2 separate regions of the Homo sapiens genome follow, and region 2 is linked to region 1. The links are chromatin loops, found by intact Hi-C in ENCODE. Cell type or tissue: ascending aorta. All regions are shown on one strand. Links, peaks and the distances in the headings refer to the core of each region. The heading gives the core; the rest is flanking DNA. Region 1 holds the start of LOC124906291 (a long non-coding RNA gene). Region 2 overlaps ZBTB38 (zinc finger and BTB domain containing 38).

Region 1 (16,148 bases), core at 4,401-12,400:
AAAAGGCATGAAGAACCAGCCATCACTAATGGGCCAAGGATCACAAATGCATTTTCCATCATCGAAACAGAAAATAGTAATAACATGTTTTCCCCGCTGGACTTGAGGGCAAGTTTCAAAAAGGTCTCCGACTCCATGAGAACAGCTAGCCTTTGCCTGGAGAGGACGGACGTCTGCCACGAGGCAGAGCCTGTCCGCACACTTGCCGAGCACTCATACGCTGTTTCTTCCGTAGCTGAAGCTTACAGAAGTCAGCCTGTACGTGAACATGATGGCAGTTCACCTGGTAACACAGGGAAAGAAAATTGTGAAGCCCTTGCAGCGAAACCGAAAACATGCCGGAAGCCAAAGACATTCTCCATACCACAGGATTCGGATTCAGCCACAGAAAATATACCACCCCCTCCAGTATCCAACTTAGAGGTTAATCAAGAAAGAAGTCCACAACCAGCTGCTGTTCTCACTCGTTCAAAATCTCCAAACAATGAAGGAGATGTCCATTTTTCCAGGGAAGATGAAAATCAATCTTCTGATGTTCCCGGGCCGCCAGCCGCAGAGGTTCCACCTCTGGTGTACAATTGTAGCTGCTGTTCCAAAGCCTTTGACAGCAGCACTCTGCTCAGTGCCCACATGCAGCTTCACAAGCCAACCCAGGAGCCTTTAGTGTGCAAGTATTGCAACAAACAATTCACCACCCTGAACAGGTTGGATCGGCATGAACAGATCTGCATGAGGTCAAGCCACATGCCCATTCCTGGAGGAAACCAACGCTTTTTAGAAAACTATCCTACCATTGGACAAAATGGAGGTTCATTCACAGGTCCAGAACCTTTATTATCTGAAAATAGGATTGGTGAATTTTCCAGTACCGGAAGTACTTTGCCAGACACGGACCACATGGTTAAATTTGTTAATGGGCAAATGCTCTACAGTTGCGTTGTGTGCAAACGTAGTTATGTGACCTTATCTAGCCTCCGAAGACATGCAAATGTTCACTCCTGGAGAAGAACATATCCTTGCCATTACTGCAACAAAGTATTTGCATTGGCTGAGTACAGGACAAGGCATGAAATTTGGCATACGGGAGAAAGACGATATCAGTGCATTTTCTGTCTTGAAACTTTCATGACCTACTATATACTCAAAAATCATCAGAAGTCTTTCCATGCCATCGATCATAGACTTTCCATCAGTAAAAAAACAGCAAATGGAGGCTTGAAGCCTAGTGTCTATCCGTATAAACTTTATAGGCTACTGCCTATGAAATGCAAGAGAGCCCCTTATAAGAGCTACCGAAATTCTTCCTATGAAAATGCACGAGAAAACAGTCAAATGAATGAGTCTGCACCTGGTACCTATGTTGTTCAGAATCCACACAGCTCTGAATTACCAACGCTGAATTTCCAAGATACTGTAAACACCCTGACCAACAGTCCAGCCATCCCATTGGAAACATCTGCATGTCAGGACATACCCACTTCTGCCAATGTACAAAATGCAGAGGGTACCAAATGGGGAGAGGAGGCATTGAAAATGGATCTTGACAATAACTTTTATTCAACTGAGGTGTCAGTTTCTTCCACTGAAAATGCTGTCAGTTCTGACCTCCGGGCAGGGGATGTACCTGTTTTATCTTTGAGTAATAGCAGTGAGAATGCCGCCTCTGTGATCAGCTACAGTGGCTCTGCACCCTCGGTCATTGTACACAGCAGCCAGTTTTCATCGGTGATCATGCACAGCAATGCCATTGCTGCCATGACCAGCAGCAACCACAGAGCCTTTTCAGACCCAGCTGTCAGTCAGTCCCTGAAAGATGACAGTAAGCCCGAGCCAGATAAAGTGGGTAGGTTTGCAAGCAGACCCAAAAGCATTAAGGAGAAAAAGAAAACTACATCACATACCAGGGGAGAAATACCGGAGGAGTCAAACTATGTTGCTGATCCTGGAGGATCACTGAGCAAAACCACAAATATTGCTGAAGAAACCAGCAAAATTGAAACCTACATTGCAAAACCTGCTCTGCCGGGAACCTCCACAAATAGTAATGTTGCACCCCTTTGCCAAATAACAGTGAAAATTGGAAACGAAGCCATTGTGAAAAGGCACATTCTAGGATCTAAATTGTTTTATAAAAGAGGGAGAAGACCCAAGTATCAGATGCAGGAGGAGCCTTTGCCACAGGGGAATGACCCAGAACCCAGTGGAGACAGCCCACTCGGGCTTTGCCAATCCGAGTGCATGGAGATGAGTGAAGTGTTCGATGACGCAAGTGACCAGGATTCCACTGACAAACCGTGGCGCCCTTACTACAACTACAAACCCAAAAAGAAATCCAGACAGTTGAAAAAAATGAGGAAAGTCAACTGGAGGAAGGAGCACGGAAACAGGAGCCCGAGCCATAAATGTAAATACCCAGCAGAACTGGATTGCGCCGTGGGGAAGGCTCCTCAGGATAAACCCTTTGAGGAAGAAGAAACTAAAGAGATGCCCAAGCTGCAGTGTGAACTCTGTGATGGAGACAAAGCAGTGGGGGCTGGAAACCAAGGAAGGCCCCACCGACATCTTACTTCTCGGCCATATGCCTGCGAGCTCTGCGCCAAGCAGTTCCAGAGCCCTTCCACACTCAAAATGCACATGAGATGTCACACCGGGGAGAAGCCATACCAGTGCAAGACCTGCGGACGGTGCTTTTCGGTGCAAGGAAACTTACAGAAACATGAACGCATCCACCTGGGCTTGAAGGAGTTCGTCTGTCAGTATTGCAACAAGGCATTCACCTTGAATGAGACCCTCAAAATCCATGAAAGAATCCATACTGGAGAAAAGCGTTACCACTGTCAGTTCTGCTTTCAGAGATTTTTGTATCTCTCCACCAAAAGGAATCACGAGCAGAGGCATATTCGGGAGCATAATGGGAAGGGCTATGCCTGCTTCCAGTGCCCCAAAATTTGCAAAACAGCTGCTGCCCTTGGAATGCACCAAAAGAAACACTTATTCAAAAGCCCAAGTCAGCAGGAGAAAATAGGTGACGTGTGCCACGAAAACTCAAATCCCTTGGAGAATCAACATTTCATTGGTTCAGAAGACAATGACCAAAAGGATAACATACAAACCGGTGTGGAAAATGTTGTCCTTTGAGTGGCAAGAATTAGAAAAATCTTCAAAAATATAGTTGGTGGTTTTTTTAGTTATGATTTAAGTTTAGTTTCATTTTGTCCATGTGACAGTCATGAAGGAGTGAAATTAAAAAAAAAAAAAACTCATTTGTGAAAATTCCAGAAAAAGGATCCTAATATCTACTTTGGGTTTTAGCATTAACTTTATGCAAAGTGCACAAAAACAAAATAGCTGACTCCTCCAATATCCCAAGTTTCTTGTGAAAGTTAATAAAATTCTTAGCTGTGGTATTTCTACCAGTGAAAAAAGGAGTTTAATTTTAGCCTAGTTTAAAACTTTCTAATAATTGCTAATAAGAACTGGCTGCTGAACTGTCTTTAGTCACTGGAGAAAATAAGGGTCAGATATCCTGAAGATGGCATCTTCGTAAATATGTTACGTGGTAATAAGCTGTGTGACGGTCTTTATTCCCATCTGGCTTCTGCACTATTAAAATTTGTTTAAATTAATGGATACACATGAAATACTTAAACAATATAACTGAAATTATGTGCATAATGAGTAACCTAAAGTAGGACATTCATACATTATGTAGAACTACTTTTCTGCAACACAAACCTTGTAAAATACATATATAAATCACTATAACTTTTAACTGTCCATATCCCCTGTAGAGAATTATGAGGAGCAATAGATCTGCAAATAATGAGGACTGATGTAAAAATCAATAGAAAGCATTTTGAATATGATTTAAGAGCATGTGAATGCTTTTAGATGGAATGCTGTTCCCTTGAAGTTATGGCTGAGCTGTTCTTAGAACTGGTCTACTCAATTCACAGAAAACATAGGTCATGCCTTATCTATGGGGGAACACCCTCCCAGAATTTACCTGTGATTACCTGTGCTGCATATTACTTTGCAATGGCCTCATCTCAGAGAATGAAAGAGGGTCACATTGTTCTGAAACTCTCTGCAGTCTTCCAACCACCACAAGGCCATGGATGTGGGGGTCTATTCCAGACAGACTTAAGGGCTCAAGTGGAACCTGCCATCTCCCATTCCACTGAAGGACTGTCCAAGAGATTTAGTGCAAGGTACACTGCAGTAGTGAATTCCCAGGCACTTGAAAGTGACTGCCTAATCCCTACAATTACTAGCCTTGTTGGAGATTATGCAGCCCACAAGTACAGACTAGTATAAAGCAAAAGGACAAAGGAACCCCCACCCTCCACCCCACCCATTAATGACTTGAGTGGGCAAGAAGAAGTGATGGCCTTCCTTGCCTAAAACAGTAGCTTTGTTTTTAGGGGGTGGGAAGGTAGGATGTGGAGTGACATGGTTCTATCCTTTACTTATGAGACTCAGAAATATATCTACAAAGCCAGATGCTCTGTCTTCATATTTGCAGACATCTAGACCCCTTGCTAAAAACCCACTGAAGTTTTTTTTTTATGTTCTTTGACCCACACCATCAACACTACCCTCAAATCTAATTGCCCTACAGCATATTCTATCATGTGGACTAGGTTCCTGGAAAGCCGGAACTCATGATTCTTTTTCAAACTGCCAGAATAGAAGGGAGAGAGAAAACATTTCTACCCTTTGATCACCAGTGTGAACAGAATCCGGAATGCAGTTTCAGCGTGACCTGCAGTCATTCATGTTCATTGGATTTGACAGATGGAAACCCAAGGTTATCGAAGATTGGAAGGTTATCATTGTGAAGAAGTAGCTCAAAGGACTCCGGTTTCTGTCTACAAGTGTGATGTCTCCATGAAGAAGACTTAGTATGGATTTGGGTGGGTAAGAAAGCATTTAAACGCCCAGGAAAGGACATGATTAAAGTTGACCTTTTAATACTGTAGTACCTTGCTGTTAAGTAACCCCACTATTGTATCTGCATTTATCTTTTGTTCATCTACTTTCACTTACATACAGTATTATATAAGTAGAGAAAAATGGGAAAATGCAAGCAAATTCAACTTTATTTTATACATTGTATATATGTACACCCTACACTATTCATTTGGGTTTTATTAAAGAGATAGTCACAAAGGGCTTACGAAAATCATTTTTGAATTGATAATTAGAATATTGAATAAGCAATCCTATGATCCACTAATTTGTTTTATCAGTTAATAATATTAATCAAAGACATTTACTGTATATTCTAGTCATTTTGATTTGAGTTAACCCCAAATATAAAATTACCTGTAGTGATGTCTCTCTCCCAGCCCTTATATGTGGATATTTTTTAAGTGGACTTGTATGCTGATAATTCTAGACCAAAGTAAATATGGCAGAATATTTATACATGAAAAAATAATTTTGCAAATATTTTCTATAATTGTATTCATTTAAAATGTTGATAGCTTGTGTTAGTTTCAGGGAGGGGTGTATATTTTGATAAAAAAATACTTGACTTTGTAATTCTGTATATTCTATACAATTTATAGCAGAGCCGTTTTAAGACAGCCTTGTCACATTTTTTTGTTAATTGTGAAAATTTTATTGAGTGATGTTTAAGTATGCATTGAGTACATGACCAACTAGAATTAAAGTAAGTGTAAACAGTGAACATACTGTATGCTGTACAAGATATAATGTAACTTGCTGTTTTAGCATCTGTATTTTGGTTAGAAGATATTATTAAATGCAGATGTTAAGGATTGGAAAAGTCTAATTTTATTTTTAGAAATAATGGATATAAATTTGTTTTTGCTTGATTAAAATAGCTTATTCCTACATTAAGTCTCTTTTTAAATGTTTTCATGTTATTTCTTTTGTGCAGCTATTTCATCTGTGTGAGTCACAGCTTTGTTTCCACGTATTATTCAGTTTATTTCTGTTTCCTTACTTGTTTACATTCCGTGGTACCTACTTACATGCTTAGGAGTCAAATGGATTATGACATTAGGAAAAAAGCAGAATAAAAGAGATTGAAGTCTTCTGATGATTGAGTGTTTTGGATAGGCCTGATCTTATAATGATAAATCAGAGAATGAAATGCTCTCCAGGAAGCATTCTGCTCCACTCATCCGTGGGAAACAAATTACATTTATTGAGTACCAGGCACTGGGCAATGTCTTTACATAGGCTATTTCATTAACACACACGCACCAGAATTCGACCTCATTATCCTCGTTTTATAGTGACTTTGAGAAGGTCTCACAACCAGACAAAGCCAGGATGCTAACCTAGGTCTGCCTGACTCCAAAGCCCATGTTTTTGTTCCTTCTCAACACTGTAGAGAAAAATCATTTATAGAAACTGAACAGAGTATGAGGAAAGGAGATATGATAAAGTAATGCAGCTTTAGGATGGCAGTTAGTGACTGCCCTGGAACAGGATTAAAGGAGGCTGTGTCAGGTTCAGCTTCCCCTGAATTGGGCTTCCCTTATATCTCAGGAGATTGCCCTATAAAATCAGTAAAATTTGTGCACTTTTTTAAGGATATGGAGTAAAATTGTAATAGCATTATAAGCTGGTAATTTTCACACAAAGAAAAAAATACGTTCCGTCGTCACAGACTCTACTCCTAAACTTAGCTAACTAACTATCTTGCAAATGCCTGCAGTTTGTCCCAGTGGGCAATGTGAGAGGGGATGTCGGTGGCTCAGGCAGCACAGTCCATCACCAACACAGAGAAAATTACTGCCAGGCCTACCGGTGGCTGGCCAGTAGCATCAATTTTGTATTGGAAGGGCAATCCAAACCAGATTCACCAAAAATTTGATAACTGTTATCTGCTAAAACTAACTTCATTATGTACAAGAACAACAGATTTAATATTGAAAGCATCTGTAACAATTGGGAAAGTAAAAGCATAAAACAAAAGTGTTAGTATATTTTTTTCCATTACTTCGGATACTTTCATTCTTGCTACTCATCTTTTCTCATCACCTACTGATTGATTTAGTTGCACTCCCATCTGTCTCTTATCAGTTTATTTTTACAGAAGCAACAGCTCTTCCACTTCAGTTTCCTCCAAATCTGAGAATGCATCCCCCTCGCCCTCCCCAAATCCTGACCAGCTATTGATTTCTCTTCTGGAGAGAGAAGCCTCCTTTACTCCCTCCCTAGTTTGTACATCCTAACCCAGTTCCTCAAGCAAGATGGTCAGTGAGCAAGAAAGTTGGCTGGGTGTGCAATTTAGAACTATTCACTCTAAATTTAGACAACGAATGAAGAACTAGTTAGAAATGTTATATTTTATTATTTCATTAGTAACATCTAAAACATTCTATTTAGAATGTTTTTGTGGAAAATCAAACACTTTTTTGCAATAATTTTAAAATATATGACTTGTATGTAATTATAGGTGAAAGTATTTTATTCCAGTTAGAGAAACTGGTAAACAGACATTTTAAAGATGTAATAATGTGGCCGGGCGTGGTGGCTCACAACTGTAATCCCAGCACGTTGGAGGCCGAGGCGGGAGTTCAGGAATGGGCTGGCCAACATGGTGAAACCCCGTCTCTACTAAAAATACAAAACTTTAGCTGGGCATAGTGGTGGGTGCCTATAATCCCAGCTACTGGGGAGGCTGAAGCAGGAGAATCACTTGAACCTGGGAGGCGGAGGTGTAGTGAGCTGAGATCGTGCCTCTGCACTCTGGCCTGCACAACAGAGCAAGACTCCATCTCAAAAAAAAATAATAATGCTAACTTATGTAAAATTGTAATTAATTCATTCAAAATATACTTAATTTTTACTGCTGAACTAGGACTACAGAGATGTGAGGTAGCTTGTGCCTTTGAGGAACTTAAGTCTGGTGAAGGAGATTGATGAGACAATAGATGATTATAAAACAAAACTCTGAGCTCTTAAGAGGCCTAGAACCAAAGCAGAGAGAAGTGATACTGAGCGGGGGCTGGTGGAGCTGGGCTTCACCAGAGGCGTCGGGTCCAGAGAGGAGCAACTAAAACAAAGGAGCCACCGGGGAATGTAGGTTGTTCCAAAAGTCTGGCGTTTGGGATGATGAACCTGGAGAGGCACATGGGACACATCATCAGGGCCTTGGCTTTGCCAGAGTTGGACCTCTATCCTGACAGCATAAGGCAGTGGGCAAGCAAAGAAGGGGGCTGGGTAGTAAGAGATGAACTCAGAGAGAGTTAACACAATATCCAAGCAAGATGAGAAGCCTTTGGAGGACTTCAGCAGAGAGTGGAAGGATCTGATATGATTACAAGGATCACTCTTACTGCGTGTACTGAATAGACCACAGCCCGGGGCAAGGGTGGAGGCAGGGAGATGAGATAGGAGACTGTGGCAGCACAGGCGGGAGATGACAGTGGCTTGGAAGAGGGTGGGAGTAGTGGGGATGGTAAGAAATGGGTCACATTCTGGAGATAGATTTTTAATTTTGTAATGTGGAAATTTTCAAGCCTATGCAGAAGTAGAATAGTTTGGTGAAACCCAGTGTACCCATCATTCAACAATCAACAATTCACAGCCAATGTTGTTTCATCAATACCCTCACCTACTTTCCTTCTCCACTGTATTATTTTGAAGCAGATCATAGACATCATACCATTTCATCTGTAAATATGTCAGTATACATCTCTAAAAAGGTAAACAACATTTTTAATATAACCATATCATTACCATTCCTTAAAAATTAACATTTCCTTAATATCAAGTTCCATTCGTTAAAATTTCTGGTTGTCTCATCATTATATATATATTTTTTACAATTGGAATCAGAATCCAACTAAAGTCCCATACTACAATTAGTTGATATACCTGTCTTATAATCTATAGATTTTCTATTTTTTCCCTTCGCAATTTCATTCCGAAGAAATTCGGTGTTCACAGTCTAGGAAGAAACAAGGCAACTTCTTAGGTTGGGTTATGTTCTTCCATTAGGAGGTACACTCTGTGTGGCTTAGATATTGGATGTATTTTGAAGACAGATCTGATAGATTTGCTAATGGTGTAGATACCAGGGGTTGAAAAAGAGAGGGATCAAAAATGACACCAAGGTTTGGGCCTGAACAATTAGAAGGATGGTGTTGCCAACAAACTAGATACCTGGGTTGGAAGTTCAGAAGAGGAGACTGACTTGAGGTAAGGATTTGAAAGTTGTATTTTATTCATTCAAAATATATTTGAGGTGGGAGTACAGCACAAGAATGGCCAAAACAAATAGTCCCTGGAGCCTGTGACATAGTGGGGAACACAAAAGGCTAAAAAGCTGATTATTTACAACCATACTAAATGCTATGCAGAAGGGCTGCATGGTGCTCTGAGGACATCTAATGGAGGAATGTAACCTAGTTGGGAGGTTCAAGGGAGGCTGTCTTTGAGGAAGTAACTTTTTGTTTTCAGACCTAGACCTGAGGAAGTAACTTTTGAGCTGAGGTCTGAAAGATAAATAAGAGTTGAAAGGAGAGAGAGTTTCTAGGTTGAGGGACTAACAGATATCAAGGGCAGCCTGTGGAGGGAACACAGTTCTTTGGAGGCCAGTGGTGGCCAGAGTACAGAGAAATTGATTTAAAATCAGACTAGAGGACAGGAGCCATACCATGCAGAACCTTCAAGGTCATGCCAAGAATTTGGATCTTATTCTTAAGATCCAGAAGATCTTAAGAGCATCAGAAAGCCATTGAATTATTTAAAGCAGGTTGGGACAAGAAGAGGTATATTTAATCAGTTTTGTATTACAAAAAAGTCACTGTGGCTGAAATGTAGACAATGGCTTGGAAGACAGTAGCGGCCAGAAGTAGAGCAGTTAGGAAGCTACTGCAGTTGTGCAGGCTAGAGATTATAGTGGCTTGGATTTGTTAACTGGAAAAACCTTAAACAAGTTAAATGTAACAGAGTTTAATTGAGCAAAGAACCATTTGTGAATTGGGGACCCCTAAGAACCAGAATAGGTTTTAAGAACTCCAGCCTACAACGTAGTCAGGCAGCATTTATAAGAAGAAAATGGAAGAAGTAAGGTACAGAGGCAGCTTCATGGGCTACAGCTCACTGTTTTGCCTTATGTCAATCAGTCAGCTGTCTGAGATTGACTGAAGCTCAGCTGCTGAACTGAGACTCAGCTGTTAGTTTAGGCATTTAGTTAGTTTATGCAACTAAGTAAGGTTGCAGTTCATTTTGGACTTGAGTATGAAGGCATCCTTAGGCCAAATTTAGTTTAGTTTAACTGATGATGTGATTGCAGTGAAGATAGAGAGAAAGGGGAGGATTTGGGAGATACTTAAGGGAGAGAATCAGCAGGACGTGATGTTTGATGATATATGGGAAGTGAGGGCTAGGGATGGATCAAGGATAGTCTTTGGGTTTTAGAATTGTTGAAGCTAGGAGTGCAAGGTGTCCCGTCCATGAAGCTTGTATAGAGAAGGAAGAATCCAGAAAACACCAACACAAATGACCCCTGACTTCTGAGGTTTCCACTTACAACTTTTTGACTTCATGATTATGCAAAAGCAATACACATTCTGTAGAAACCATATTTTGAGTACCCATACAAGCATTCCATTTTTTACTCAGTACAGTATTCAATAAATTTCATGAGCTATTCTACACTTTATCATAAAATAAGCATTGCATTGGATGAGTTTGCCCAACTGCAGGCTAAAGTAAGCATTTGACCCACATTTAAGGTAGACTAGGCTAAGCTATTTGGTAGATTTTTTTTTTTTTTTTTTTTTTGAGATGGAATCTCGCTCTGTTGCCCAGGCTGGAGTGCAATGGTGCGATCTTGGCTCACTGCAACCTCCGCCTCCCGGGTTCAAGTGATTCTCCTGCCTCAGCCTCCGGAGTAGCTGGGATTACAGGCACGTGCTACCATGCCCGGGGAATTTTTGTATTTTTAGTAGAGATGGGTTTCACCATGTTGGCCAGGCTGGTCACAAACCCCTGACCAGGGGGTTAAGGGGCTTGCCCAGGCCAGACAGGACCAACTCTGAGCCTTTTGGTCTCCAAGACACTGTTTTCATCCCCACCTACTTATTCCACATTGACTAAGGTATTTTTTGGAAGAACCTAGAGCTAAAACAATAAAAAATACTGTCCTTTCCTGAAAATGAGTGTTTATTGGCCTGAGACTCTAATACTTTCAGAGACCTAGGTCATTCCTTTTTTTATTCGACATATTCTGTATGGCAACTAGTACTGCCAGGCGCTATTCTAAGCATCTAATGAAGATTAACTCATTTAGTCCTCATATCACCCCATGAGGGAAACACTATTATCATTGCCAACAATGTTTAGTTTGGTTATCTTTTTGCTGCACGGTGTCACAAAACAGTGGCTTAAAACAACCATTTATTATTATTTCACATGGTTCTGTGGTTTGACTGGGATCAGCTGGGCAGAGCCTCTCACGCAGTTGCAGTTAGATGGTGATGAGGCTGGAGTCATCTAAAGGCATGACCAGGCTGGCATTAAAGCAGCCACAGCCCACCCAGTTTCAAGGGGTTGAAGGTGTAGACTCCAGTCCTCAGTGGGGGAGTCACAGACACTTACAGGGAGGGAAGGAATTGATGGCAGCCATCTTCAGAGGTAAGCTACAACGACGGGTCATTCCCAATGAGAAAACCAAGCACAGAGAAGTTAAATTACTTACCAAAGGCCATACAGCTGGTATGTGAATAAACAGAGTTCATCCCAGGCAGTTGTGTTCCAGAGCCTGCTAGGAGAGGCAAAAGGGATTGGAGCTCAATAGCGCAGCACGGACTCTCACAGCAGAGTCAGAGTGTGAAGAGCACAGCATTATTCATAGCAGAACTGGAGAGTCCTAGAGTCATCCATCAGGGATCGGTGAAAAGGAAGAAATTCTAAAAATACTAGGAAATGTCAAGGACTGCCTAAACAAGGCTGTTATTATGTTGGGGGGTGAAAATATGGTCTCATGTGGCCCAAGGCAAGTGGAAGCCTTCATGCTTTCATTTATCTTTTCAATCAAGAAAAAATGAAAATATGAGTGTTGGGGGGCAGGAGTGGGTGGGGTATGTGTGTGGTATTTTTCCTTATAAATAATTAACATCTGGAACCTTTAGTCAGATACTCAAAGGGGTCATATACGGGAGAAACTAAGGCTTGGACCAGGGAGTTAAAATTTGCAGTGCAGACCAGCTTCAGAAGGTATCTTCAAGCTCCTCTGCTAAACGTCTGGGTCATCGATGACCTTATGCACATTTGCTCCCTCTAATGGAAGGACAAGGAAATGACATGTCTACTTCAGAAAGGTTAGTCACATCACAGGAGTAGTGGGTATTGCCAGAAATAAGCCGACTCACCTCTGGAGTGGTTGGTTTCTCTCTGGAACTCTAGCGACCTGAGACAGTTGGGTAGCTTAGGCCATTTTCGATGTCTAGCTTCTCAGAACTTCTGGGTCAGAAAGGGAGGTTCCACACATTGATTTGGACGTGCTCGACATCTGCGTGAGTGTGGTGAGTGGAAGAGCATCAGGCCATGTCCCAGGTCTTTCCAAATCAGACTCCATTATTTCTGACATTCCTCTTCCTAAAGACCAGAGGTAGGAATTCAGGGCCGCCATTTTCGTCGTCTCTTATCACGATGGGAATCAGCGTTCTCTGCTGCTGCTCCTGCTGAACACGACGACATTCCAGCCACCGGGAACTGCTCGGGACTCAGTATCATTCTCAGACCTAGGCAGGAGCGTTCCGTGCTTGCCCTCCTCCACAGGTGCCCCGCCGCACGGGGCAAAGAGTCTGCAGGGCCAACAGGGATGTGCCCCCGCAATGTCCACGCCATCCCCAGAGACCGCATTCTGGTACCCAGAACCTGAGAATTCCCTGCAGACTTTCAAGGCCTGTTCTGGCCGCTTCCTTGCCAGTGCCACACCCCTGGGGCAGCCAAAGGGCAGCTGTTTGCAGGGGTTGTGGACCGAGTTTGTGATGGAGTTTCAGCGTCCACATGTGTGCCTGAGGCCCCTAGCAGCCTGGGAGGGAGCAGGGTGAGGGGAGGAGGGGATGGGAGAAGATCTGGCCCACCTCTTCCCCTGCTGTCTCGTTCCTGCAGGAAATGCCAGAAACTAGGAATTCCACATTCCAACACGGTCTTCCAGATTGCTGTGAAAGTATATTTGTCAAGGGAGGAGAACAGAATATATTTAATTAAGAACTTGCTAGCCTGGTTTATACCTTTTAAATATTTAGACACATGATATATACGCCTCCATCTGTACACTTGCTCCCCGCCTTGCGAGTGTTGAGGGGGCGGCTGTCATCACTCTCCAAAATGCCTGGCTTCTCATCACGCTGTCTGTGTATACAAGCTCCTGACCATGCTGAAACGTTCATGCCCATCCCTACCCCAGCCCCATCCACAGACGTGATCATTTCTCAATACCTAATTCAAAGGCCCCATCAAAAGCCTCTTCCTTGCAGTGTTGTGTGAGACAGCCCCTCACGCCTCTGCTTGCCTTGACCTCCAGCCCCACCACAGCTCTCTGGATTCAGCCGTTTTCAATTCTGCCTCTGCCGTCAGCCAGCGAGCTCCTCCCGGATGTTCCCAGCATCAGCATGCTGCGGTCAAATGCAAGTCATCTATGAAGTGTGCCGATTCGCCACTCCAGATGACCAACTGCCTTGGTGTGCCTCGCACTGAAGACTCTCCCAAGTTGCAAAACATTCAGTGCTAAAACTGAGACAGTCCCAGGCAAATGAGGACGATGGGTCACCCTAACGGGGAAGAGCCTCTTCAGAAAGGAAAGGAGCATCAGCAGGCATGGTAGAAGTAGAACTCACTGGCCAATTTCAGTTTCAAACAACTAATAGGACGTTCTTTCCTGAGCAGTGAGGAAACACCTAGGCCACACAGAAATCTGGCCAGGCTGCACAAGTCTGGCATGAGAAAATGGAGGGAAGAACCTTGGGACCCAATCTCCAGAGCCCTACTAAAATCCTTCAGTGATTTCACAGTCACTCCTACTTCTCTCATTTCTCTGAAAAACCTCCTGGGAAACCAAGCTCACCATACTGCTTCCAGCTGCCCACACAAGGCATTTGCCTCTCAGAATTTTTGATAGCGTCCACCCTAAAAATCAGTGAGTACAAGTCTTCCACTACATCCTGCCCAGTGTGGAGGAAAGCTACAGGTTTTCCTGCTGAGTCCTTTTCTATGTTTATGGGTGAAAGCACCTGAATTTCCTTTAGGAAAACCCCCTAACCCTCTTATTCATCAGCCACACCTTCAGACCATATCTGAAATCAGGATCAGGTGACTGGTGGCCACCTGATGGGATTGGGAAGGAAGCATATAAGCCGGTTTCTAGCACGTGTTTTTTTAAATCTCAACACAAGAATGAGGAAACTGAGTCAAGACCTTCTCCATTGCCAGAGATAGAAACCCAGTTGTTCATGATATGGGGAGGATATAGCTGGCTTTAAGCAAAACTGAATTCAAGGGCTCTAGCAAAATGATATCTCTCTCAACCCCTCACTCTCTGTCCCTTTTCTCTCTTACTTTCCTCTGCATTAGCTTCAGTCTCAGACTGGTTCTCCCCAGTTGATAGACAAAGATATCCATGCTGAGTGAAATCAAGTTCTCCAAAACAAGTGAAAACACACTCTTCAAAAAAAAAAATAAAAAGTCTTCAAAGGGAGCAGAGATATTTCTAATGATAACCTCTCAAGAGCAGAGTCTGAATCCACATCCAGGACATCTAACATCAGAGTTGACACTCAGAATCTCTACTAATATAGGGTACGCACCTCCTTTCAGGACACATTAAAGAAAAATTTATCAAAATGACCACAAAACACTCTGCATCGAGCTAAGACTAACTGAGCCAGGCACATACTTTCATCTTTATTCAGAAGAACCTGGAAAGAAGGTCTTGTTTTCACCATTTAATCAATGCAGCAAGTGAAGGCCCAAGTCCAAGGACTCTGCTGCTCTGAGTGATGACAATCCACACAGGAATGACAGCCCCAGTTTACTGACTGGCAGTTCCTCAACCTCAGATATCAACTTACTGGTGCTCAGACTACACTCTCCACATTTCCCTTCTGCCCTCACTTTGTGTGGTTCCAGGAACACCAGCCTTCACTTCTTCCTGCTTTTACCTGGCCACTCAATGGTTTTTATGCATGAAAGCAAACATGTTAGAATAGGTGACCCAACCAGTGTGGACATGTATGAAGATCTGCCTACCTCAAGTTCCAGGAACTCGTATGATTAAGAGAAATGACTACTCTGTAATTGTAGTATAAAGAGAGATAATACATTTTTGTGTACTTGTGTATTATGTATGTATTTTAAAAGCTAATACATGTACACAGAAAAAATAATTTTCAAATACTGCAAAAGGGTACACAGAGAAAAATGGTCTCCCTCCCTCTCTGCCCCCAGGTTTCTCCCTAAAAGTATACACTGTTACCAGATCTTGGGTGTCCTTCCATAGATATCCCATGCATATCTAAGCATATATATATTTTATATATATATAATATATATATGTGTGTGTGCATTTAAACTTACAAATTTTTTCCTTTCTTTTTCTTGTTGTATATAAATGAGAGCACACTACACATGCCACTCACTACCTTATTTCATTTGTTTAACAATAGATAATGGAAAACTTTCTATGCTGGGACATATGGATCTCTTTTATTCTTTTAGTGACTGCATAGTATTCCATTGTATGAATTTGTTTAGGCTCCCTCAAATCATGGGACATTGTATGAATGTTTAACCCATTGTCTAATAATTGGCTAGCATTTGTTTCTAATCTTTTGCTTTTGTGTTTACATTTTAGACATATTTTTATAATACAGATATAAACAAAGAGAAAAAAAGTTTTCTGCTTAACTCTTATTTAACCAGAAAATATGATGAACAGAGGCCATACAATATTCTGAGGGTTCTTGGTAGTTGGAATGAAGGTAATTCCAATTCTGAGCTCTCAAGTAAAACTTTTTGGAATTCTTCTGCTGTGTATTAAATGCAAACTAAACAGAAGTTCGTGTCTTAGGGATCTTTAGTTGCTTAAGCAAAATGTGATGTTGGAAGGAAAAAAGAAACTAAGGGAGGACAGGGAAAAGCTGGAAACAGGA
Region 2 (16,148 bases), core at 3,086-11,085, 48 kb before region 1:
TTACTGCATTTATTGACTTTCACAAAAGATTTCTCTTTAGTTTGTGGCACTGTTTGATAGCATTTTACCCACAGTAGAAATTTCTTTCAAAAGTAGAGTCAGTCTTCTGAAACTTTGTCCTTGCTTCATCAACTAAATTTATGTAATATCATATATCCTTTGTTGTCATTTCAACAAGGTTCACAGTGTCTTCACCTGGAATAGATTCCACCTCAAGAAACCAGTTTCTTTGCTCATCCATAAGAAGCAACTCCTCATCTGATCAAGTTTTATAATAAGATTGCAGAAATTCAGTCTCATCTTTAGGCTCCACTTCTAGTTCTTATGCTATTTCCACCACATCTGCAGTTACTTCCTCCACTGAAGTCTTGAATCTCTCAAAGTCATCCATGAGGGTTGGAACCAACATCTTCCAAACTCCTGGTAATGTTGATATTTTGACCTCCTTCCATTAATCATGAATGTTCTTAATGGCATCTAGAATGGTGAATCCTTTCCCAAAGGTTTTCAATTTGCTTTGCCCAGATCCATCAGAGCAATCACTGTCTATGGCAGTTATAGCCTTATGAAATATATTTTTAATAAGACTTGAAAGTCAAAATTATTCTTTGATCAGGACTACAGAATGGATGTTGTGTTAGCAGGCATGAAAACAACATTTATCTCCTTGTACATGTCCATCACAGTTCTTGGGTGACCAGGTATATTGTCAATGAGCAGTAATATTTTGAAAGAAATCTTTTCTCTGAGCAGTAGGTCTCAACAGTGGGCTTAAAATATTCACTAAACTAGATCTGCTGTCATCTAGTCATTGTTGTTCCATTAATAGAGTACAGGCAGAGTAGATTCAGCATAATTCTTAAAGGTCCTAGGATTTTCATAATGGTCAATGGGCACTGGCTTCAACTTAAAGTCACCAGCTTCATAAGCCCCTAATTGAAGTTTTGAAGCCAGGCATTGATTTCTCCTCTCTATTTATGAAAGTCCTAGGTGACATCTCCTTCCAATAGAAGGCTGTTTTGTCTACATAGGAAATCTGTTGTTTAATGTAGCCACCTTCATCAATTGTCTTAGCTAGATCTTCTGGATAACTTGCTGTAGCATCCACATCAGCACTTACTTCACTTTGCACTTTTATGTTATGGAGACAGCTTCTTTTTCACACTTCATGAACCAACCTCTGCTTGCTCCACATTTTTCTTCTGCAGCTTCCTTACCTCTCCTAGTCTTCCTAGAATTGAGGAGAGTTAGGGCCTCACTCTGGATTAGGCTTCGGCTAAAGGGAATGTTGTGGCTCGTTTGATCCTGTATCCTGACCACTCATTCTTTCTCCAGATCAGCAATAAGGCTTTCTTATCATTTCCGTGTTCATTGGAGTATCCCTTTTAATTTCCTTCAGGAGCTTTTCCTTACAACTTGGCTAAATGCTTAGCACAAGAGGGCTAGCTTTTGGCCTGTCTTGACTTTCGACATACCTTCCTCATGAAGCTTAATCATTTCTAGCTTTTGATTTAAAGTGAGAAATGCTCAATTCTTCCTTTCACTTGAACACTTAGAGGCCATTGTAAGGTTAATTGGCCTAATTTCAGTATTTTTGTAGATGAGGAAATATGGAGGCCCAAGGAGAGGAAGAGAGGTAGGGAATGGCCAGTCAGTGGAACAGTCAGAACATAAACATTTATCAATAAAGTTCGCCATCTTATATGGGCGTGGTTCATGGCACCCCAAAGCAATTACAATAGTACCATCAAAGATCACTGATCACAGATCACTATAACACATATAATGATAATGGAAAAGTTTGAAATATTGTGAGAATTACTAAAATGTGACACTGAGACACAAAGTGAGCACATGCTATTAGGAAAATGGCACCAGTCAGACTTGCTTGACTCAGGGTTGCCAGAAACTTTCAACCTGTAAAAAAAGACGCAGTATCTACAAACCCGATAAAGTGGAGTGCAATAAAACGAGCTATGTTTATATTCTCCTTTTGATTTTTTCCCAATAATTAAAAAATGTATAAACTATTCTTAGCTTGTAGGCCACACAAAAACAGGTATCAGGCCAGATGTGGCCCGAGGGACCAAATGGGTTTTGCAGGCCCATTTTCTAATTGGAAACCTGTAAACTGGGGCCCTATTGGCCAGATTCAGTCCACCTGTGTGTTTGTTTCACTTCTAACAATGTTTTTAGTTGAATGAGTCGCCAATATTTTTGTTTCTTGGTTTTAAAATGATTATTACCTTTTTTTTTCAAATTATAAAAGTAGTATATCCCTATTATGAGGTAATTTGGAGTGTTGAACATTTTGGCCTTTTATCTACGCATGGTGCATTTTTTAATTGTTGAGATAGTATTTTATAGACAAACTATGTATCTTCTTGTCTACTTAACATCCTAGCAGAAGCATTTTATGTCATTTTAAATACTTTTATTAACATAACCTTTTAAAACTTTATGAAAATCTTAAACATATGTAGTAGAGGCTAGTTTAATGAACCCTCAGTTCTTTGACAATTATCAGCTGCTAGGCAATCTTGTTTCATGTAAATCTCCTTCTGTATTTTTTTTTGCACTGTTCTTGTAACACTTCTATAAGTTTGAAATATTTTGAAATAAAAGTTTTAGAAATGTAGATTACTTTTAAAATATATTTTTTAAATGTGGATTACTAAAAAAGAAAAATAACCACAGTACTAGACCACACCAACAAAGAACAATAATTCCTTAATAACATCAAAACATCATAGCATTCAAAAAATGAGAGGTCATCTTTTAAAAAACCAATTTATTTGTTCAAGGCTCAAATCCAAAGAAAGTCCATACAGTGCAATTGACACTATTAAATTTCATTTAATTTATAGGTTTCTCTCCTCTCTTTTTTTCCTTGCTATTGCTGTAAAATTTTGTTGAAGAAACTGTAGTTTCCTCCTATCTGAAATTTGGTGATTACCTCCCTTGGTGCTGTTCTGTGTGTTTCTCTATCTCAGAGATTTCCTGTAACTTGGGAGTTACATCTAGAGCCTTGATCAGATTTATATTCCTTTTTTTTTTTTTAAGTAGTCAACATTTCATAGATTTTATATAAAAATCCTGATTTAGACTCCCTTAGGAAGTGCTGCAGATCTGGCATTTCCACCTGGCAACAATTGGTCGGGGTTGGGTAGCCACCATCCCCATTCCCCACCTCCCAACCCCATTTAGGTGGGACTTGAATTCTCCTGCAGGCCAAAATTCATGCCACTTCCCATAAGCAGTTTCACACATTTATCTGCCTGGCTCCCACGGGCATGGGAAGTTGACACCTCTATTCTAAACATTGCCTCTTCAAGGGCTTTGGTAGATTTACTACCAAACACACACATCACACACAACAAGTAGCCTTTCAAGAATGTAGTAGAGATGAGAAAAAATGATTTGGAAAGAGACTTCCTTAAAGTGCTTGAAGGGAAAGAGATAAGCAGCCAAATTAGGGGAGGCCAAGTTATAGAATTTGGTGAGAACCCAGGTTGAGGGAAAGAGGAAAAAAAGTAAAACCACGAATTAAATTAACAGAGTGCTGCTAGTATGAGAGTTGGAATGAGTTAACAGATTCCTAACCAATAGTAGGAAACAAAGACAGCAAGCAGGTTTAAAAAAGATACTTTAGTCTTTTAATATATTATAATATTGAAACCTTAAAGAGAAGACGTTAGTAAGTGTTAAACTGGCCAAGAGTCCTAGTCAGAAGGTGCAAGCAGGCAGTTGTAGGATAACAGAAACCTGTGTGGAGATTAAATGAATGAGGTAGGAAAGCCTTCTAGAAAAGGCCCCTGGAAAAGGATAAGGAAGCATATTGTGGGAATAGTGAAGAACTGGTGGAAATTTAAGAATTTAAGAGAGGAGATAATCTTGAAAGTCTTGCTTTTTTTTTTTTTTTTTTTTTTGCAAATGTATTGAAATGAGAAGTATTATAAAGATAGAGGAAACACATCATGTTTAGTGGTCTTGAAAATGATAAACTTTTACAGAAAAGAAAATAATTATGACAACTTGGGCCCTTCCTGGAAATTTCCAGATAGTTCCCCATACTCAGAAGAATGATTAAGAGAGAGAATCTGTGACTGGTTATGAGGAAGGATGGAAAATTTTGAAGAACGGGTTGATTATGTAATTTTTAGACTGTGTTGTTTAAAACTGTTGCTGTGATATTTTAGTTATTAATAACAATTTGGGGAAATCTAGCCACTTCTGGAGAAACATTTGGCTCTAATAAGAAAGAAATGCCACTGTTTGTGAATTCCCAAGTGGATGTAAAGACCCATTCACTTGCTAAGCCTCTTAGGAAACCCAGAGCCGGTTTTACCCTTAACAAGCTGTTGACAGAGTCTGGTCAAGGTACCACCTGGAACATGTTAACAATACAAAAAAGTGGATATGGATTCAGACCTGTGTTTCAATCCCTTTATGTCACTCACCATGTGACCCTGGCAGATTACCCATGGAAAATTTCTAGGGTGTAAAGGTTGTTTTACACACAGTAGCTATGATTCTCACTGTTTGGATGGTAGGAACTTAGAACTCTGAATACTTAACTTCCAGTACTAACAGCAGCCACAACAGCCTGCAATCATAGCGTGCTTACATAATACCAGGTACTCTTGCAAATGCTTCATATGTATTATCTCATTTAGTTCTTAAAAAGCCCTACAAGGTAGGCACTAATATTAAAATTAGTCCCATTTTATAGATGAAGAAGGCACGGGAGTTGAGCTAACTTGCCTAAAGTGGCCTTGTAAGCAACAAAGCTGGGCTTTAAACCCAGGCAGGCTGAATCCAAAGCGGAATTGCCTTGCCCTACCACCTCCCACCTTCCAGTCACAGGGAAACACAGAGAGCAATACTGCATACTAGCACTTCCCAACCCTGGTTCCTAATCCATGTGCCTCAGTTTTCTTGGAGGTCTTTGAGTAATTTTCAGAGTTTCCAAAAGTTTCAGTGGAAACATACAAACATGCAATTATTAATAGATCACAAATTTTTTAGGTTGGAATCCACTATTAACAACAGGTTAGCTCAGGTTTTGAGAAAGCTCTGATTGGTAATTGCATATACAAAAACATTGCAGGTTTTTGTTTTTGTTTTTTTTAAGTGGGAAGATGAATCATTACTTAATAAATGCAGTTTAGTTGAGTAGATCTTTCTGAACACATGGCATATGGAGGAAGAATAAAGGGTGCTTGGCTTTGAGGAGGTTGGGAAATGCTAATATACATGTGTATGCATGTTGCCCAAACTGTCGGCCTTCAAAACTCTTCCTTTTATTTTTAAATAACATGATTATTTAATTTGACCTGGAGTCAATATATTTTTCCCTCATTATTTAAAATGTTTTGTTGGCTTTATATTTAATATTGGAATCTATTCATCAAGTGATCACATTCTTAAAACATGGTCAGGAACTGGGATGCAGAATTGCAAGTACTGTAGATTCCTGGCTGAAAACGTAAAGAATTGACTTTTTAATCCTTTTAAGCTGTGGCCTTGAATTTTTTTTTTTTTTAAGAAAATTTAAGAATAAGACTCTACTGTCAAAACACAGGGAACATGGACGATTTAAAAAAAAAAACACCTGTCCATTATTCGTGCATTAGCTCCACATGGCCAGCTTGTGGCAGGCCCTCTCTGAATACTTTTTCAATGAGCAGCCCCTGGATCTTGGAAGAAAGATGCCAGCGGCCAGGGCCCTTCATTTAAAGAAGAGGACTGGGTCTTTTGCGTGAAATAGTTTCTGTGCCACGTTGGGAAAAATCTATCTAGGCCTCTCTTGACGGCCATGGAAAAAACACAGGTGACTCCTTATTCCTGAGAATTTGATGCAATTGAAACAGCGACTTTCTGCGAATCCAGTGTGCATAGTCTCGAACAGGAGCCCACGGACCCTTCTGCGGCCCGAGGCCTTGTTCTGACAGTCACCAGGCTCTGTGGCCCAGAGTCCTAACTGCGTTGTCCTTCGGCAGGTTCTGAATTGTGTCCTCCCTGAGGAGGCTGAGGCCGCTGCCTCCTTGGTGGGGGGCCCCGGCTGGCCACTGGGTCGGGCATGGGGCCTTACGGGGCCCTCACGGGTCCCGCCGCCGCCCTCCTGAGGCCTGGTCCTTGGCGCCGCAGTTACCCCAGCCCCGGGCCCGCGGGGCTGCGGGTCGGGCCGACCTCCTCCCGGACGGGCTGCGTCCTCTGCCCCGCGCCGGGGGCGGGCCGGGCCGGCAGAGCCGAGCCGCCGGCGTCCATTTTCTGGGCGGTGCTGTGCAGCGCTGCGGCCGGACTCACGGGTCCGGAAGCACCATGGACCCCCGGGGAAACGCGCCGGCGGCGAAGGAGCCGAGCCCCGTAAGTGCCCCTCGCAGGGTCTTCGCGGGGCCGGGGGCGGGGCGGGGCGAGGCGCGGCCTGCGGGCGCGGCGCCCGTGGCGCCGCCAGCCCGATCGCTCCTCGCTTCTGGAGGGAGCCGGGAAGCCGGGCTGGGGAAACCCTCGCAAGGGTTGAGCTCTGCAAACGCAGCAGAACCGAGCTGCCCGCGGGGAGGAAGCGCCCGCAGGTGCCCGGACTCCGGGGCCCGCGCCCGGAGCGGGGCGGGGCGGGGTGGGTTCGGCTGGAGAGTGCGGGCAGGTTGCGCCGCATCCCGTGGCCCAACTGCGCGGCTGTGCTAGAGGGCGGGGGCCGAGGAGGAATGCGCTCCCGGGGCTGGGGACGTGGTGGGCTCGAGTCCAGCGGGCTCGGGCACTGCTTTGACAGTCACACCTCCCGTCTCCTGGATTGGGAATCGGACCCTAGTCCTGACCCTATGGGAACTTGATGATTTCCTTGATGCAACACCAAGCCCCTGGAATTGAAAGGGACGTGCAAAGGCAGGGACCTGCCCCCAGGGGTTTGCAGTCTCAGCCGCCTACTTCTGCAGTAGTAAGGTCTGCTCTGTTGGTACAACATACAACACAACCGCCCGCCGTTAGCCACTTTTTTTATAGGGTACATCATAAATCACCTGAGATTTTAGTCTGTCCGCGGTTCCACTTTATAACTCCTGCACTGCGGTAGGTAAGTGCCTAATTCCATTCTGGACGTTGGCCCTAATTGAGTATCCCTTCTAAGGATCGATTATAGGTGATATGTGTTATGGTGCCTTATACATATTTTAAAGGTTAAAGACTTTTCTTCTGTGAAGCTCAACTACTTGGTCAGATTCTCATGGTTACAAAATGTGGAAGAGTTTTGTCCTGGTTTCAGAGAAGCAGCTAGTGAGTCGCTATATCTAAGTGTAGCGTTTTTCAAGAGTGGGGGACCCATTCTAAGATTGTGGGATCAGTTTAGCGGGTTGCTACTGGAAATCTTCTTAAAGATATAGAATATATAGTACAATACAGAGAAGAATAGAAAAAATAACGTGCATTGCACATAGTAAGGGTAAGCATTGTTTTATGAGACTTTTGGTTTTCGGTTTATATAATGTAAATTTTTAAAACCGTGGGTCACTGTCTGAAATGTTTTTAAAACCCTGACTTACTGGTTAATAGCCCAGGCCTTGGAATCAATTGAATCTGGATTTGAGTCCTAATTGTCACATACACCAGCTGTGTGACCTTGAACAGGTTCCGTGGTCCATTAGAGTCTCCGTTTCTATAGCTGTAAAATGGGGGAATGTTCCCTACATCTGAAGGTTGTTATGAAGACAACACGAAACCACATATGTCAACCACTTTGTGGGTGTTTGACTTATGTGTTCAATATGTGCTAATTGCAGTTATTATTGTTGCTAAAAGATGAAATCCTAGCAGCTAGTCATGGGACACTGCACTTTTTTTTTCTTTTTAGATCTTGATGTGGAAGAAATGGAGGACTCAGAACCAAGGATTTCCAAGTGATTTCTTCCAAAGCACAGGAATCTCACTCTGTTAAAGCTGGTCTGTTCTAACTGAGGTAACTAAAGTCGCGTCTCTCCTTAGTCTACATGAGATAGGAAATGGTCTTTCTGAGGGACTCCCAAAGGGTATATGATTCAAGACAGCAATCCACCAAGTTTTGGGGTTACAAAGTGACCATGACACTCAAGTGATATGTTACTGGGAGACCGGATGTGTGAAGCCCCCGTGATGAAGGGGAACTAGGAGATCAAGGCTTTAGGACAGCTGGTTTCTTGTTCCAGTTCTGTCAGCAATTGTCGTGGGGTCTTTTACATGTCTCTTCACAGATCTCTAGTTTCCCTAGGCTGGAAGGATGCACTGACATTGCTGAGGCCCGGAGAGTTTAAATGACTCTTCAGGGTTACCCAGTGGGTTGGGGTCAAGGCAGGACTGGACCTTGAATCTTCGTTGCTCAGTCACATAGCCAGCTTCAGGGCCTCTGTGAGGTGAGCGCTCTGCTAGGCACCGAGTATACAAATGTGAAGAGACCATCCCCGGGACACTTGCAGCTGTCGCAGACAAATATTGACGGCCCAGCACACTAAGCTCTACCTTGGAGCCATATACAAGGTCCCAGATGGTGACAATAACAACTACCATTTGTCGAGCATTTGTGTGCATGTGTACGCTAGGCAGTGTGTGAAGGGCTTTAAGCACAGTATTTTTTATTTACCCCTCACGATAGCCCTATGAGGTGAGGAAGAATAGGCGTAAAGGATTGAAATGTGAAAATAGAGACAGGTCATGGAGAGCTTTGCATCTCATACTGCATGTATGAAGACCCTTCTGTGGGCACAGCTCTGTGCCAGGACTGCAAAGTGCCCGTCCTGGAGGAGCTTGCAGCCTGATTCCAGAGAGGCACAGTAGGATGGACGGTGCTTGCCATTCACCCCCACCTTCTTCCCCTGCTTCTCCAGCAGTTGCAGAGTGGGGTCCATCGCAGGGACAGACCAGAGTCATAGACACACCAAAATTCCTACTTCTAAATTCAATTTTTCTTTTTTCTCCACTTAAATCTATACTTCCACCTATCTATTAAAACTTATGCCCTCAATTTATAAATGATAGTAAGGCCTTCTCTGAATTCATTCATTTATTTTTCATCAACAAATGTTTATTGAGCTTCTACAAGGCACTTGGGTACTCAAGACCAGACAGATTTGTTTTTACAATCATATTAGTCATTTCCAGTCTCTTAGCAAAGAATTTGTTGTTCAACTGTTAGCAATTTTCTATTGTTAATATGCTAGAATGTCAGCTCCACGGATGTTGGAGATTGACCCATACGTAGAATTCCAAATGGATATATAGGAAAGCCATTTAAAATGTCTTAATATCTTCAGAAAGGAATTTCACACTTCTCTTTAAAATTTTGATTTTGTCATTCTCGTTACCTGCTTATAGAGGCCTTTTCATTTGTACATTTAACTCATAATCCAAGAAAAAGCAGTTTGGCAAGGGGGCTTTGTTTGGTTTGAAATGTTCTCTTTTTTTAGCTTTGTAGGCCACAGAAGACTGTGGGTATTCAAAAGTAAAGTAATTTAAGAAATATGTTTGTTTAATTTATAAGGTAGAAAATTAGAGATAGCTCTAAGAATTGCAGTAAGCCACAGAAATCAAATCGCAAGACTTGAATACTACCTGTAATAACTTAATCCCCAAATAAAACGAATGAGATGTTGAATGTGAACATGCTTTGTAAACTTGAAGGTGTTCTGTGAATGCTGTACAGCATACTAGAAGTATGACTGTGCTAGAGAGAATGGAGAATTCAGCTGCCACAAAAATCTGGTCTCTTCGCTCTCAGACTCTGTTGAGGAAAGAAGATATGCAGAAATAACCACGTGATAAATGCAAAAAGAAGATATTTTGGTAATTTGAGGAGGAAGGGGTCCCTTTTATCCCTGGCAGTCAAGAGACTCTTGAGAAAAAGCATCTAAGCAAGTCCTTGAATGATGTGGCATTTCAATAAAAGAGATGGAGAGGAGGCATTTGAGATAGGAGGACTAGTAGGAGATGGAGAAACTTGGAGCATATTCAGGGAAAAGCATCAAGTCCAACTGAGTTAGAACTGGTCTATATACAGGCATCAAAACTGGAGAACATTCAGTGCCAAATGATACAGTCTTGAATGCCAACTAGGAATTGTGAATGCATTAACCAATAGGTGTCATTAAAGGTACTTGAACAGGGGAGTGTTGTGGCTGTGCTTCAGGACCAGGCTCTTGTGAGTAGCTTGGGGGGAGATCGGGAGGAGAGGCAGGGCAGAAACTAGAGGCCAGAAAGCCAGTTAAGCTACTACAACCCACCAAGGAAAAAGAGGGGCAGAAAAGGCCTGAAATGGATGATAACAATGAAATGGGAAAGGAATAGATGCAAAGGGAAGAACTGACAGAATCTGATGTCTCAGTGAAGGAACAGCTAAAGCTGACACTGCGATTTCCAGAGCAGTGGTACCCATGGAGGAAACTCAGAAGGAGGTAAGGAGCTACATTTTAGAGGTGCTGTGTTTGCAGTGTTGAAGCATGCTGTCTCCCAGGCAGAAGGGGGCTTTGCGCTCCACAAGAAGGCCAGGGCTCATTTGGGAGTCTTTGGTTTATAAGAAAAAGTCAAGAGATGGGAAAAGAGATTTTTGAGAGAGAATATAGGGGAAAAATGGTTGAGGATGGAGCCTTTTGAGAAAAGAAAGGAAGATCTAGGGAAGCAGATAGAAGTCTGGCAAGATAGTAAGGAAGAACCATGGAGGAATGCAACTCCAGAAGCCAGCGGAAGGGGGTTCCTAATGGAGGGAGCCAGGCATGTCAGACCGTGGAAGGTGAGGGATGAGCTTAGGAAGACTGGTGGATTCACAAGTGCAAAGTTACATTGTTGGTGTTTTCCTTTTTAAGGTAATATGACGTGTATGATGAATATTAAGTGGTTTAATTTACACAAATTAAACCACTCAAATTTACACAAATCAAGAATCACTCTTAAATTTGTCCCCGGCAAGTCCCAAAACACATTTCTGATTATGAAAATTCAGGCTGTTAAATGTGGTTTTGATAGTAGTCATACACTGTATTCTGTTGTCAGCATACAAATTAAAGAATATCCCTTAATAGAATTGAGTCCTTTAAAAAATACATTTCTGTTGACTCAAAAAGTTTCTAACAGTAATGTAATTCCATTGCCTTTTACCATATGGCTATTGTATGACATGTGCGTGTCTGCGCATTTTCACGTGCATATGAGCTTAGTACAATGGAATGAGGAGACCGGGGTCAGATAAATCTAGTTTCACAACCTAGCTGGGCCACTTTCCAGACTTGTGACTTTAGAAGAGTTTCTCTCTAAGCCTGACTTTTTCCATGCATAACTCATATAGGATTATTTGGAAGACTAATTAATACATAATTTGGTCAGGATTTCTATATACCATAGTAGGTAATTAATTAATATTGGTTCCCTTCCCCTCACAACCTTGTATAGATATGTAAATTTATATATTGTGCATCTACACGTAAAGCCTTATCTTTAAGACTCATTTTAATTTTTAATTTTATCACAGAAAGCACACATCTCCTATTACCACTGATTTATTCTGGGTTAGTCCCAGTGATCATCAATTTAGTATGGACAAGAATCCACCTGGGGAACTTGTCAAAATGTAGATTCCCAGGTGGGGCAAGGGAATCTGCATTTTAAACAGCACTGTCATGGCTGGTGACGAAGATTAACAATTGCCAATTTCTGCGAAGCAGAGGAAGAGATAAACCTGAGATTTGAGATGCTAGTTTCAACTCCTGTTTCTACTAGAGATATGTCTATACTCAAAATTTTTATATCATTAATGTTAATGGATTATATGCATAATCAGACAAAAACAAATACGTTCCAGAGAGTCAGGGAATGGTGGTATTATTGCACCCTCCCACCCCGCATCATCTCATTGCTCTCTGCTGTGTGATCACAGTACTGGGTAACAAGCTGCCTGCAAACCAGTTTCTTTTTCTGGGGAATAAGTGATGACACCCTGTCCCCATGGCCAGAGTTTGCAAAACCATTGTAACTTGTTTGTTAGCAATATGTGACAACACTACAGTCATGCCATTAAAGTATTCTACATGACTCTGTCTTCTGGTGGATAAACATCTCTGTCATTGTATTATTTCCCTCAATCTCTGCATCTTAAAGTCACTTAATTTTTAGGCTAAAGTTCATATTCTTCATCTATCCCAACTCCATTTTATAGATGAAAAAATCATTTGGCTGGGCACAGTGGCTCATGCCTGTAATCCCAGCACTGTGGGAGGCCAAGGCTGATGGATGACCTGAGGTCAGGAGTTCGGGACCAGCCTGGCCAACGTGGCAAAACCCCATCTCTACTGAAAATACAAAAATTAGCCAGGCATGGTGGCGCACACCTGTAGCCCCAGCTACTTGTGAGGCTGAGGCAGGAGAATCACTTGAACCTGGGAGGTAGAAGTTGCAGTGAGCTGAGATCGCACCACTGCACTCCAGCCTGGGTGATAGAGCAACACTCCATCTCAAAAAAGAAAAAAAAAAAGAATGTATCATTTTTTTCTTCCTAATTCTAGCTTCCCTCTTTGTTTATTCACAACAAAGGATTGAGATATATAGACATGTTTGGTGTTTAACTTAGATATGGAAAGTATAAAACATTTGACATGTATATGGAATTGCTCTTTATGTTCTCTATACATAGTTTAGAAATCAGATGACTTATTGGGAATATATTTATGAAAACTATATTGAGTCATTTTAAAACGATGTCAGCATCCTCTTGCTGGTTTGCCTCTTTGGAGGAGGATGCTGATGGCCTGGAGCCTTTCCTAGAAACAGAGTTTCTCTCTCTATACCCACAGCTCCCAAGGAAAGAGGATGGAACTGACATTCATGGAGTTAGGTCTGTACCTTATATGCATTATCTCAGCCATCTTTTAGAACCTCAGACAACATGGTGTGGCAAGTGAAGCAAAAAGAAACTCAACTACAGCCAAGATTGTAGAGATGGGAGTTTATTTTTTTTTAATTATTATTTTTTAAGACGGAGTTTTGCTCTTGTTGCCCAGGCTGGAGTGCAGTGGCGCTATCTCAGCTCACTGCAACCTTTGCCTCCCGGGTTCAAGTGATTTTCCTGTCTCAGCCTCCCAAGTAGCTGGCATTACAGGCAACTGCCACCACGCCCAGCTAATTTTTGTATTTTTAGTAGAGATGGGGTTTCACCACGTTGGCCAGGCTGGTCTCAAACTCCTGACCTCAGGTGATCCACCGGCCTCAGCCTCCCAAAGTGCTGAGATTACAGACGTGAGCCACCGTGCCCATCCTGAGGTGAGATTTTTACACCCTGGGGTCTGTCTGACTCACAAGGCCAGCCTCTTCTCTCCACACTCTGGGCTGCCTCCCCAGCCACATAGTGAGAGTATGAAACAGGTATTTGTTCCTGATTTTAACTGAGAGGCTCAGAGATCCTCATCCTTAATATTATTGTAACCTCAGAATTTTTGACAAGAAGCAAATGGAGCAGAGATAATGTGCAAACTTGAATTTGTTCAGCAAATATTTACTTAGTATCAACTACGTGCCAGGTAGGAGATCAGGACCCCACCCTCATGGAGCCTCCCTATATCCCTAACCTATCCTTATCTACTGTCTGTGCTGCTGCTGCAAGCCTTTCTTTTAGAGTAAAACACCAATGGAGTTCCACACTGATCAGATCAATCAATTTGTGTCTTGCTATAGCTGTCACTGTCACTGTGCTGGGCTAAATGTTCCCAGAGCCTATACCAGTTGAAAGTTTAAAACTGCTCCTTGGGGGATTGCCCAGAGGGCTAAGTAAATGTTTGTTGATTACCCTCTGAGGCCCTGAGGAACTCTACAGGGGGCTAGGAAAATTGCCCAGAGCCCCTGCAGGGCTGGGTTGGGGTGAGAAGAAAGACATTCGTGAGAATCCAGAGGGGAGGCCTAGGAATTGTTCCCAGCATGACTTTGCTTGTTTGGTTTCCTCACCTATAACCAAAGAAGGTTTTGCTCAATGGTGGCTGTTTCCTTCCGGCTCTAAGGTGTAGTACTTTATTTTCTTTTGAGCAGAAAAGCAGAGGTGCTGGGACAAGCAGGGGCAGGGACTCAGTCTGAGGTCTCCCAGGGGTCTCAATGTAGTAGCTCCCTCCTGTCCTCATAGATATGCCGATATTAGCCAGACTTTGGGTTCTGCCTTTAACCCTCTACACTTGAGGAAAGTGCATGAATTTAAGGGTGGGAGATTGTCCACTTTTGAGGGAATGAAGACTCTTACAGAAGGATTGGGACAGGCTGGTAATCATGGTTTTCAAATTTAATGCTTACAAGGAACCTGGGAAATAAACTAGCCCGACCTCTTTGCATTCCAGATAAGAAGAGTCCAGAGAAGTCTTAGGACTTGCTCAAGGCCACATCATTAGTGGCAAAGTGGGAACAGAACCCACTGTCCTAGGCCCAGTCTGCCAGAAAAAGGCAGGTTATCAGAAGAGCAGGAGATGGCAGTCAGCAGCAAAGCTTAAAGAAGGACTGGCATTGTCCCATGAGAGCAAGCTGACCATGACATCTGCTGGGCTTCCAGCAGACACACGCAGTAGGACACCGTGATGCAAAGCTTCCGGTCCAGTTGGAGCCCTTGGGTTTTTGCCAATTAAGATAGTCAAGCAAATTTATTTTTGACCTGGGAGAGACAGAAGGCTGTTTTCCATCTTACAAAAGCATTTCTCCTCTCTTATGTAAATGAAAATTCCTAAGCTGTATTATAACTTAATATTGAAAGAAATTAAAACATTTACGCAGGGAGAGAGGAAGACCCAGCTTGCGCACCCCTATTTTTCTGGCCACTACTGTGAGTGTTCATACCAGGATGCATTTTCATGAAAAATCCAGTGGCTGTTTAAGTCCTGGAAGGGTATCTTGGGATTATTTCAGCAACCCGTGAAGGCAGGCTTTGTGCAAGGTGAGACAGATATGAGCTGTCACTTCCTGCTTTGTGAGTTGGATATTGTTTCTAGGCCCTGTTTTATTTATGTTATTTTTCCTGTTCATGTGTTAGAACAACTGACTGTTTGTAGAGTTGATGACAATTAGATAATAAGACCACCAATTCAGTCCAAACAAAGATGAATTCATTATCTTGCCAGGCAAGGGAGACCCACATATTCAGATCAGTCTCCCCATACTTTTGTGCGTTTTCATGTAAGCATGGAGATTTCCGATTAGTTTTAATAGCACAGTGATTGGCTCCTAGACACCTAAATGAGGATTTCCTTTTTGAAAAACCTACTCAGCATTCTGATCTGTCCCTGCTTAAACCTATTTAGTCTGGTCTTATAGTCCCTGACTTGAGCCCAAAGAGCAAGGTTTCTCAAGGTCTCTGTGCAGGTCTTTGATGCTCTTTCGTGGAAGAGATTTACAGTGGTTACAGCCATAACCGGTGCCTGTGGCTGAACCATGCCTTCTGTAGTGTGTTCAGCCCTTCCCTTGAATTAATGCAAGTTCCACCTTTGCTTTAATGGGAGGGGACAGAAGGACCACTTTGAGGAAGCGGAGGCAAGAAGATAGTCTGCAAAAGCCATGACGTGGCACTGAAATGAAGCCCTGTGTAGGGTTTTACTCAGACGTTAGAGAACTGGCTGCCCCTGAGTGCTGTGCTAACTAGGGAAAGAAAAAAAACCCTGACCTTTAAAATTTTTCCTGTGAAGGTCTAGCAATTCTGGAGTGTCTTCAGCGACTACACAGTGTAAAGCAACTTTTTGCACAGAAGCACCATAAATTACCTAAATGGAAATTTGCTTCTAAGTGAAGTTCTTACCCTGTCTGTTGGATATTTAGTATTGTCAATATTTGTTTTTGTTTTTGACATTTTCAGGAAACCAAGAGCTTTTTGTCACATTTGAAGAATCTCTTTTAAGAGTTTCTTTTCTATTTATAATGCGTTTCTGATAAGAAGATTTGCACCTTTCTCTATTTTAGAAAATACTTTTTGAGGTCTTTTGTTTTTCCTTTTATGAAGTTTAAATAGTTGTCTTAACCTCCAATCCTAGCAACTCCCTTACATTAAAAATGACCTATATTTTTTTTCTCCCATGAGGTTCCTTTGCTCAGAGAGAATAAGAAAAGTTCTGGTAATTAGTCACTGTGGTATTCTGTAAACAAATACTTTGGAAGCTATGATTTATGTTACTGGTCGG

Evidence for each region. A loop is a pair of places that touch in the nucleus more often than their neighbours do. Peaks named below come from ENCODE experiments on the same cell type or tissue, not always from the same donor. Only the 100,000 strongest peaks of a DNase experiment are listed, where the experiment ranks them.
Region 2: it touches region 1 in a loop (2.6-fold over the local background); 47 of 110 quality-filtered maps call a loop at or near these places.

The regions. Positions count from the first base shown.
Region 1 is chr3:141,442,839-141,458,986 of GRCh38, forward strand. ZBTB38 (zinc finger and BTB domain containing 38) reads left to right here. Exons shown (of 6, transcript NM_001376113.1): 6 at 1-6,954. The coding sequence ends at 3,138. LOC124906291 (a long non-coding RNA gene) reads right to left here and starts at 13,047. Exons shown (of 2, transcript XR_007096120.1): 1 at 12,366-13,047; 2 at 5,801-11,758. RefSeq lists a silencer at 8,328-8,500 and enhancers at 9,294-9,433, 12,741-13,383. In ascending aorta, for the core only: CTCF peaks have their summits at 9,384 and 12,288; DNase peaks (open chromatin) are centred at 7,573 and 9,367; H3K27ac peaks cover 4,451 bases.
Region 2 is chr3:141,396,081-141,412,228 of GRCh38, forward strand. ZBTB38 (zinc finger and BTB domain containing 38) reads left to right here. Exons shown (of 6, transcript NM_001376113.1): 5 at 7,847-7,951. Among named protein-coding and RNA genes, the nearest start is that of ZBTB38, 36 kb to the left of the region's middle. RefSeq lists silencers at 5,986-6,295, 6,376-6,665 and an enhancer at 13,727-13,816. In ascending aorta, for the core only: CTCF peaks have their summits at 5,728 and 6,907; DNase peaks (open chromatin) are centred at 6,202 and 6,761; H3K4me3 peaks cover 3,452 bases; H3K27ac peaks cover 7,903 bases.